Regions from separate parts of the Homo sapiens genome. Here region 1 is linked to region 2. A link is an interaction called in ENCODE POLR2A ChIA-PET data of the cell type or tissue named here. Cell type or tissue: CD4-positive, alpha-beta T cell. All regions are shown on one strand. Links, peaks and the distances in the headings refer to the core of each region. The heading gives the core; the rest is flanking DNA.

Region 1 (5,386 bases), core at 264-5,263, 200 kb before region 2:
AGGCCAAGAGGATCCAAGGTGATGCATAAGGCACATCATCTGAATTGGGAAGAAGAAAGTGAAAATGTTTTAGAATAGGTCCAGAAAATAATGTTCATCTTGGGTCCCTCTGGAAAAGTTTTCAGAAACATGTATTTCAGGGAAAAATTATTATCATTCTTTTAAAAAATCCCTTATTTTCCAAAGTGCTCTTTCAGTTTTTTTTTTGTTTTTTTTTTTTTTTTTTGAGACGGAGTCTCGCTCTGTTGCCCAGGCTGGAGGCAGTGGTGCCATTTCGGCTCACTGCAACCTCTGCCTCCTGGGTTAAAGTGATTCTCCTGCCTCAGCCTCCCGAGTAGCTGGGACTACAGGTGCATGCTAATTTTTTTTTTTTTTAACTTTAAGTTCTGTGGTACATGTGCAGAATGTGCAGTTTTGCTGCATAGGTATACACGTGCCATGGTGGTTTGCGGCACCCATCAACCCATCACCTACATTAGGTATTTCTCCTAATGTTATCCCTCCCCTAGCCCCCCGCCCCACGACAGGCCTCGGTGTGTGATGTTCCCCTCCCTATGTCCATGTGTTCTCCTTGTACAACTCCCACTTATGAGTGAGAACATGTGGTGTTTGGTTTTCTGTTCTTGTGATAGTTTGCTGAGAATGATGGTTTCCAGCTTCATCCATGTCCCTGCAAAGGACATGAACTCATCCTTTGTATTTTTAGTAGAGACAGAGTTTCACCATGTTGGCCAGGATGGTCTCAATCTCTTGACCTCATGATCCGCTCGCCTTGGCCTCCCAAAGTGCTGGGATTACAGGCATGAGCCACTGCGCCCGGCCGCTGTCATTTCCTTTTTTAAAGTGTTTTTCTTCTTGCAGCCTATCTTTATCTCGTAGATACTGCTGGTGTCTGGTGATGGATGAGGTGGAGCCAGATAGTTGGGACTTTTCTGCTGAGTTCTCTTTCTTCAGCCTGCCTGTCTGTGACTGGTGGTTTGTGTCTTGGGATCCACCCCTGTGGAGCTGAATCGTGGTGCTTTCCTTAACGATGTCTCTTGCCGATGCCAGGTGTTCCCTCTTAGTCCAGCATACCTGGCTCAGGACTTGGGCCTTCTGAGCTCTTTAATAGCACAGCCGTACTCAGATCCCTGGAGTCCCTGGCCCTGACTCCTGCAGTTAGGAGCTCCATGCTGTCCTCTCTCCAGAGCTTCAGCTATCCTGTTGGATTCTTTCCTTTATATGATTGTCCCTATTCTTTGATAACTTGAAGCATTATTAATTTTCTACCTTTTTAACTAAGCTTTTCACTGTAAAATAAAACAAAGGAACAGAAAACTATACAAAACTGGCTCAGTGTGGTGGCTTGAGCCTGTAATCCCAACACTTTGGGAGGCTGAGGATTACCTGAGGCCAGTAGTTTGAGACCAGCTGAGTAACACAGTGAGACCCTGCCTCTAAAAAATAGGAATAAAATAATTAGCTGGGGCATAGTGGCATGTACCTGTAGTTTCATCTACTTGAGAGGCTGAGAGTATCACTTGAGCCCAGGAGGTGAAGGCTGCAGTGAGCTATGATCACGCCACTGAACTACAGCCTGGGCAACACGGGATGACCCTGTCTCAAAAAAAAAAAAAAAAAAAAAAAAAAAAAAAAAAAAGGAAAACGACACAAATGTGCATAGGTTAATTTATGATTCTGTGGCAAGCACCCTTGTAAATATCACCCCGGTCATAAGAAAGAACATTGGCAGATACTGTAGAAGCCCCATTCATGTGCCCCGTCCTGGTCATATCCCTTCTATCTTGCTGTGTACCCACTATGTTAACTTTTATAGCAATTGTTTTCTTGCATTTCTGTGTAGTTCTTTCTCTAAGATATGTATCCCTAGACACTATAGGTTCTGCCAACTTGTATAGTTGGATCTTTTAAAGGCTTTTAATGTACAGTGCTCTCCTCCATTCCTTTATGCTGCTGTATTGTTCTTTACAATTTACCTGTTGAAAAAGCTAGGGCATTGGACCTGTCGAGTTTGTCAAAGTTTGGACATTTGTGATTGCTTACTTATGGTGCAGCTGAATATTTTCCTGTGTTCTCTGTATTTCCCGCAGCTAGATGTAGAGGCTTGACCAGATTTAGAGTCAATTTGTTGGCAACATGAGGCAGTGTTGAGTTCTCTCCTCAGGAGCCATAATGGTAACTGAGTTGTACTCATTTTGTGATGTTAGCAGCTGCCTAGATCTGTTAATTCACTGGAAGTTGCAAAATGGTGATATTCTGACTCTATCATGTTGTTCGCATTTATTAGCTGCAATAATGTTACTAGGCGTCACTTCTCATCTACTCTGTGTTGCCCAGTGATGTAATTCCTGTGGGAAAGGCAGGATAGAAGCTTAATTCTTTAGTTTTATTTACTAGTCTTCAAGATAATGGATTGATTTCTTATAATCCTCAGAAAGGGACCAATTAATTTTTAAAAATTTAATCACAAACTCCTGATTTTAAATAAATACGTTTCAATCCATTGCAGTTCTTATCATTATTGAACTTCAGTTTGTCCCATCATGGTCAGTGAGAGTCTCTTCCTATTGGATTTTGAGTCCTTTTGACACAGAGCAGTCATTGATGGTTTTCTTGATATCTTCTATAAGATCTTTGATGTTATCTTGTACATATTCTAGCTCCAGGCTAGAAACTGACCATTTCTCCAAAATTCATTGGGGTATTTCACTGGGAAATGATATTTCAAGAACATAATCTTGGTGCTAGGGATGTTCATTGCCATTGGGTAGCCATTGTTTCCAGGAAATTGTGGGGGAAAGAGCTGGAAATTTTTTTTTTTTTTCTTTGAGATGGAGTCTTGCTCTGTCATCCAGGCTGGAGTGCAGTGGCCTGATCTCGGCTCACTGCAAGCTCCGCCTCCCGGGTTCACGCCATTCTCCTGCCTCAGCCTCCCGAGTAGCTGGGACTACAGGCATCTGCCACCACACACAGCTAATTTTTTTTTTTGTAGTTTTAGTAGAGACGGGATTTCACCATGTTAGCCAGGATGGTCTTGATCTCCTGACCTTGTGATCTGCCTGCCTCAGCCTCCCAGAGTGCTAGGATTACAGGCGTGAGCCACCACGCCTGGCCTAAGGGCTGGAAATTTTTTTAAGGCGACGTAGTTTATGAGTTTACAGTAATACTTGTCTCTATGTGAAATTTTAATCTCCCTTTCCAACACCAAGGATCCGCATTCTCCAGAACACTGGGAAGGCTAGAATTAAAATATTGCATAATTCCTCATTTGTTTTATCTTGCACCACACACATAACTGTCTCAAAATAATGATACAAATGCTACCATCACCACCAAAATGGTTACCAAAAACAGTTCAGAAAATTTTTTAACTCTGTTGTCTTCAATCTTTCCCCATTTTTCATGGTTGTGCTGTTTTTCACATGGTCTGAGTGTATAGCCATTGCATGTTATGCTCTCTTCCTTTTAACTCCCGGTTAGTTTTTGTGTGCAAGTCATATATTTAATGCTCAACACCAGCCTTAGGTCTGTGTCTCTCTAGTCAATCATTCTGGTTTTCTGTAACTCATTGTCTGGCAGACGCCTTCTGAAGGGCTCTTGGGAAAAAACATTCCCTGGCTTCTTACATCTTTAAGTTTGTGCTCTTTGTGCTTGAAGGCCAATTTCGCTCAATATAAAGAACTTGGACACGGGTTCCTTCCTTGGGTATCTTAAATCAGCGGTCCCCAACCATTTTGACACCAGGGACTGATTTTGTAGAAGACAATTTTTCCATGAATGGGGTGGGGCGGGAGGGATGGTTTCTGAATGAAACTGTTCCACTTCACATAATCAGGCATTAGAGCCTCACAGGGAACGTGCAACCTAGATCCCTCGCATGCACAGTTCACACCAGGGTTTGTGCTCCTGTGGGAATCTAATGCCGCCGCTGATCTGACAGAGGGCAGAGCTCAGGCAGTAATGCTGGCTCGCTTGTCGCTCATCTTCTGCTGTGTGGCCCGGTTCCTAACAGGCCACGGACCAGTACTGGTCCACTGTGCAGGGGTTGCGGACCCTGTCTTAAATATATTACTCCATTTTCTACTGGAAAAAAAAGCCTCGCTGTTCAAGTCTGATAATGATGTAAATTTATTTAAGTTATGTGTCACTTTCTATTTTTGCCTGTAAACCCACAGGATTCTTTTCCTTTAAAGTTCAGACATTTTAGTAGATAACATCTTCATGTCAGTTTTCTGGGTCAGTGGTCTCAGGGATGTTAGTTGCTCTTTCCATATGTCATTTCAAATCCCTATTTTGCAAAATTTTCTTGAATTATAGTTTTTGGTACTTGTTGCCCTGGTTGGGTTTTCTTTCAGGGATTTCTATTGTCAACACGTTCAATGTTCTTTGCTCATTTAAATACTTGTCGCTTTCTTTCAAATACTTTTTGTATCTTCAACTTTTTTTAATTTTAAATTTTCTTCCTTTTTGTACCTTTTATTTTTCTTGTTATTTTTAATGTGTTCTCTCTCATATTTTTTCTAGTTTACTCTTTATTTCTGAGATTATTTTTCTTATTTCTCATTGTCTTGAATTCTGCGTTGTGATTTCTGAGTATTTCAGTTTCTGATTTGTGTTGTATTTTAATGTTGTATGTCATTTCTATGAGTATTTTTTAGCTCTCTTCGAAACAGAAAATTACAGTTTTCAAGTGATTTATAAAAATGTATCTTCTGGCATGCTTTTCTTGTCTGTGGAGATGTTACTCTGCTCTTTCTTCTTTCATTTCTTATAATAAATTTGAGTCAGATTCAAGCATGATCCTTTTCCATTGTTCATTTTCACATAAAGTTAGTTTTCCTGAAGCATTAGAAGTAGTTGTGTTGAGTAGCATTTTAATCTTACTGACCTCACTGTTGTGTTGTTTTCATGTAGATTTTACAAGATTATGAGTCTGCTGGAGATTCTCTTCCCTTTGTTTCTCTTGTCCCTGCCCTGCTTAGCTTGGATTCTACTTGCAGTGTGAGGGCCCTGCCTAGAAGGGAACCCGGTGTCAGCTCCAAAGGCGTGTGGGGGCCAGAGAGCTCCCCCTGCCCCTTCAGACTGGCGGGGATGTCTGTTGAGTTCAATGAGACTCCTCTCAATTTCCACTGCTATTCTCACATGGGCCCACTATGCTTTCCAGCACAAGCCTATTGGCTGTTTCCAGGTTCTTCTGTTTTTGGGTCTGCCAGAATCCCTGATGTTTCCCCTGCTTCCTCCCACACAGACACTGATCCTGCAAGGCTTGCAGGTTGCTCTTCACCTGATTTTGCTGTGAATCTGCTGCATGTGTGGTTTTACTAACTGCTCATTCTGTCTGTGTTTCTGTGGAGATGTGGGGACCTTTGGAAACTGTGACACTGCT
Region 2 (5,386 bases), core at 286-5,285:
ATGGTGGCTCACACCTGTAATCCCAGCACTTCAGGAGGCCGAGGCGAGTGGATCACATGGTCAGGAGATCGAGACCATCCTGGCTAACACGGTGAAACCCTGTCTGTACTAAAAATACAAAAAATTAGCCAGGCGTGGTAGCACACGCCTGTAGTCCCAGCTATTCGGGAGGCTGAGGCAGGAGAATCGCTTGAACCCAGGAGGTGGAGGTTGCAGTGAGCCGAGATCGCACCACTGTACTCCAGCCCGGGTGACAGAGTGAGATTCTGCCTCCAACAAAACAAAAAAACAAACAAAAAAATTTGAGGTTTAGATAGGGAAAAATTAATAATTATGTTTGGCTACTTTTTTGGAAGGGAATGGGGGTCTCATTTTATTGCCGAGGCTGACTTTGAACTCCTGTGGTCAAATGATCCTCCTATCTCAGCTTCCAAAGTAGCTGGGACTACAGGTGTACACCATCACACCCGGCTACTTTTAACTTCTAACCTAACTTAATTTTTCCTGGCTTTTCTGCTACATGTTTATTTTACATAAGTTGGTGTCTAATTAGAAATTTATTGTCCTGTGATTAGAAATACAATTCTGGGAGTAATGGTGCTGACTGTCTTGGAATTGCTGTCCGGACACAAAATCAAATCTGCCTGCCTAAGAACAGACCTAGGAAAAGAACTGATTCCCATATTCCACACCTATAGCAGCAGACAGGTGATCACTCCCATATGTCATTCAAGCAATGGAAAACGTGGTGAGGAGTCCAATAATTCAATGGGGAGATAGAGAATTAATTAAAAAACATCCTTTATCGTTCAGAATTTGGGTAATAATGGGCCAATGCACTGTGATCAATGCTCTTCCGTAATATTTTGCACCTTCCTTTCTAGCGGAGCCATCTAATTAGAGAAGCCATTTAATTCTGTGTTTCACCTGAAGCTTTGGGTGTCAATAAATGCTTTGCTATCCCATGTAATAATAAGTGCCATAATTATTATTATTTACTTCCTAGATGCCGGGTATACACAGACCAGTACATTTACGGCCTACTCCAGATAGTGTCTTTGTATTAGTTTTACATTTGTTACTGATGGCAAGTCAATCTTTATTTAAAACAAAAAATATGAACAAAGACGTACGAGGAGTATCTTTAATGACCATTTTGAAGAATTCATTTACAGAGAAGAAGTTCAAAAGTCTCGTTTAATTACAAAGATCAAAGTAGGTCAATTTTGCAGGCCAAGTCATGCCAGCAAGCCTCCTGCTCAGACGAAACATAATTTCAAAATTCAAAATTTGTATTTCAAGTGTACCAGATAAGATGGCTTTTTATTCTTTTTAAAAGCTTGATATTTGGAGGTTGGTCCAAAATGGCTTACTAGAAGCAGCTAGTGTGTAGCGATCTCATGAAGAGGAAACATAATGGTGAGTAAATACTAGCTCTTCAAGGGAATCATCTGAGACCGTGTCAGGATTTACCAAGGAAGCAAGGCACCCACAGAGAACAGAAAGGACTGAAGCTGGGCAGCCACCCGCCCAGGACTAGTGCGCACCAGTGAGAAACTCCCTACCATGGGGAAAAGGTGAGTGAGGGAGAGTGCCCGGGAGATTCACACTTCCAACAGGGACCTTTGCAACCCTGGGCATGGCAGAATCCCCCTAACTCCAGCCCCGGGCCTCTAGACCGACACAGAGAGCTGCTGGGAGTCTTTGCAGAGGTGCTGCTCAAGCCCACATGGAGCCCCACAGGTCCTGGATCCCTGAGCAGCCCAGTTCAGTGCAATAATCCTGCTAGAGGCTGCAGCCACAGTGTCGTCAGAAGGCTGTGCTCCTCCTCCACAGGCAAAGTTCCCATCAGGGCTTCCAGCACAGCAACTCCGCCCCAGCCTGAACTCTTCAGACAGGCACAGCTCTGCCCTTCTCTTGGAACTACTCAGTTTGTAAACCATGTGACTCACCCCACCCACCCTCACTGCTCTAAGCCAGGCAAGCCTCAGCTTGGGCTTCCAGTGCAGGGACCTTGTCCCCACCTGAACACCGTGGTGGATCGTGGCTCTGCTTTCATCAGGGGAAAACTCCTAGTGGTAACAGAATATGCTTGGCATCTTTGCATGCCTGCAGCTGTGAAGTTCAGCATTATTTGGGTGGGAGGGAAGTGCAAGTGTGCCGTGTGCCCAACAGCTGCCAGTCTCCGTTGCCCCAGCTGAGGGGTCCTGCCCTCTCCAGTGAAAGGCTCACAGCACAGCTCTCTTGTCCCCATTGAACAGTTCACCTATGGCCCAGAGCCCTTATGAAAACCCAACTCTGACACGCCTGTAATGTTCCCTCAGGCTCTCGCCACTGAAGCATTCTACCTACCCTGCCTAAGAGTTTGCCTGGTGACCTAGGGACCAGCCCACTCCATCACAGCCAGCACCTGAATTCTGGGCTACCCTGACTCCGGTCCTGCCCCTTAGGAGTCACACATGCTGTCCAGTAGGCCATCTAGGGGCTTGGGAGCTGGGGAACTACCTACCCTGTTCCAACTTTTCCGGCACCTGACCACTTCCCCCAGGGCCTAAGCTCAGGCCGATCCAACCAGCTGACAACACCATGACCAACACCCACTGACATGGGCCCCAAAGTGGCACCACCACAACAAATACGTACATGCACAAGCCCACAGGTGGTGTCTCCTGTTTACAGGAAGCAGCAGTACTGCCACATCAGAGAACAGGTGAGCCTTAAAGCTGTCTGTATCAGGTTGAGTGACAAGGTTATGACCTGAAACTGCTCCCATGGAGAGTTGCAAAACAAGTGTTCCCCCGTGGCTGTCAACCACATTGCAGTCTGGAGATAGACTAGAGTGTGCATCTGAACTAGGAGTCATGAGCCCTGAAACAGGGGTGTGATAAGGAAACAAATCACATTTCTGCTTATTTAGGAGAAAGAGCCAGTACAGCCCCCTCACCTCCCTGCAGAGACCTCAACACACTTCACCAGGGGCTCCTCCCAGCCACCCCTATTACTACTGGTGCCTGCACTCATCATTGGGATATTCGTGGGCAAGCCAGGGCCCCCAGATCTGCTCAGTGGTGTCCCACCAACCCTGCAGAAGAGGACCGGACAGCCCACTGTAGAGACCTTGCATGATTTCTGAAAATTATGTATGAAATTATTATTTTTGCTCCTTTAATAATAAGTTGTTTTCCGCCTGTAGCTTTTTTGAAATTTTCTGTTTATATGATTTAATTTGAACATAATACAGGTAGGCTTAAATGTTTTGGTCTTTAATTTGATTGGTGTTTTCTGAGCTTACTTGATCTGTTTGTTATTTAGATTTGATATACTTGTTATTAATTTTGGGAAAGTCATTCTGGCTTCAAATATATATATTTTTCCATTTCTTCATCTCTTTCTTCTCTCTCAATCTTTCCACTCTTCATATGTTACAATTTTTTAATTTTCCTACAGTTTTTAGATACTCCATTCTATTTTTTTCTTATTTTTTTCTCTTCGTTGTTTAGTGTGAGAAATTTCTATTGGGTTCTTCAAGCTTAGTAATTCTTTTTGTTGTTGTTGTCTCCAGTCTGTTGCTGAGTCTATCAAATGCATTTTTATTTCTGTTATTTACTTTTTAAAAATTTCTATTTTCTTTTCAATTATAGAGGTTTCACTTTTCTGCTAAGTTACAATTTGTTTCTGCACATTTTCAAACATTTTTCATTACAGCCTTTATTGTATTAATTATAGTCATTTAAAACTTTTAGTATACTAATTCCAACATTGCTATCATTATATGAGTCTAGTTCTGAGGCCTGTCTTTCAAGCTGCGTTTTTTTTCTCCCTTAGTGTGCCTCGTAACTTTGTGTTGCAAACCAGATGTGGTGTACTGTGTAAAGGGAGCTGAAGTAAATAGACCTTAAAAGTGAAGCCTTATGTTATATCTGACTAGAGGTTAAGCTGTATTTAGTGTTTCCTATTGTCAGAGGTGTGAATAAAAAGTGACCGAGGCGGGTCTCAATCAATAGGGGTTTATTTAACCAAGATTGAGAGCGCGCATGGGAAATAATTCAAGTCGCAGGAGCGTTTTTGACCCATACTTTTGCTAAAAGGGATATTGGCCACTTCTGTTTTTAAAGAGGAAAAGGCATGCAGGAGCAGAAAAAAGGAGATGAAGGGTGGGCAGGGAGACAGATAGTTGCATTCTTATGAGACTCTGGTTAGCCTCAGTAAGTCTACACTTTGTATGTAAAAAGGGGAGTAGAGGAAAAGGTCAATTATGCATTATCTCTTGCTCAGTAAATCTGCATTTTACATAAGATAAAGTAAACAAGTGAAAAGAGGAAATAGAGAAAATGAGATTATGATACAGGGTTGTAAAATTGCAGATATCTGTTTGGGAACAAAAGGAAATCACCATAGGTGACTCAGTTTCTAAGCTTTTAACTTTCCCTTTGGCTAAGTGAGTTTGGGGTCCTGAGATTCTATTATCTTTCATATTTCCCCCTATGCTTCAAAATCCTTGGAAGAAAACATCACTTAAAAAGTGAGTCTCTGGTTATTTTTCATTAATTCCCTTGTTGTTGATGATTTATTACTTGAAAGTTAGTTCCCACATATTTAGGAAGGCTCATTACCAAGAAGTTGTAAAGTCTTGCGTCCAGTAGAGAAAAATGGTGACAAAAAAAGAAAGAAAAAGAAGGGAAAAAACAAGGCCAAATTATATTATAGCAACAAACAGAAAGTAATCCTGGAAACTGATTCTATACCACCACCTTCTCAATCCAAGCAGTTATTTAGGCAATCATTATTTTAACTCTTTTAGTTGCACATTGACTCTGTTGTATGTCTGGAGCAGTCTATATATTAGTTTCTTTTAGTCTTAGAAGCATTTTCTAATTTCAGCAGCAACCTTATAGATTTTTGTGGACTGTAGTTTTAATCAGGTGTTTAAAAGAATTTTTTGAGGAATCCATGCATCAGTAGGCAGGCACACAAGTGTTGGATATCTCTGTCTGTCTATCTATCTATCTATCTATCATCTATCTATCTATCTATCTATCTATATCTATGTAGCCAGCGGGGTAGCTAGCTATAATTTTACAATATTTTTTTCTCTCTAGGTCCCCGATTTCTACAAAAGACAAATCATAGTGGGACAAATTTATTTGCAAAACAAGTTTAAGAAGATTTATACTTGACCAATGATTTGCATAAAGTGCTACAGGAATAATTATTGGCTATATAGGCTCTTTTAACTTGGCTTTGCTGGAAATTTCTTAAATAATGAATTTCAGTTTAGACTTGTTAAATGCCTCTTCAGCTTAGCCAAGCCAGTGATTTTTCTGTACCTGCAGATGTCCACGAACTGGGGACATTTCTCCCATCTCAAGTTACCAAAATTACCTGG

The links. Peaks named below come from ENCODE experiments on the same cell type or tissue, not always from the same donor. Only the 100,000 strongest peaks of a DNase experiment are listed, where the experiment ranks them.
Region 1: POLR2A ChIA-PET joins it to region 2 with 7 read pairs; 2 of 35 experiments call an interaction of 5 or more read pairs at or near these places.

The regions. Positions count from the first base shown.
Region 1 is chrX:9,189,754-9,195,139 of GRCh38, reverse strand. No RefSeq gene overlaps it. Among named protein-coding and RNA genes, the nearest start is that of FAM9B, 160 kb to the right of the region's middle. RefSeq lists a silencer at 605-859. In CD4-positive, alpha-beta T cell, for the core only: no CTCF peak of the experiment used is centred there; no DNase peak of the experiment used is centred there.
Region 2 is chrX:8,985,190-8,990,575 of GRCh38, reverse strand. No RefSeq gene overlaps it. Among named protein-coding and RNA genes, the nearest start is that of FAM9B, 46 kb to the left of the region's middle. In CD4-positive, alpha-beta T cell, for the core only: no CTCF peak of the experiment used is centred there; a DNase peak (open chromatin) is centred at 2,705.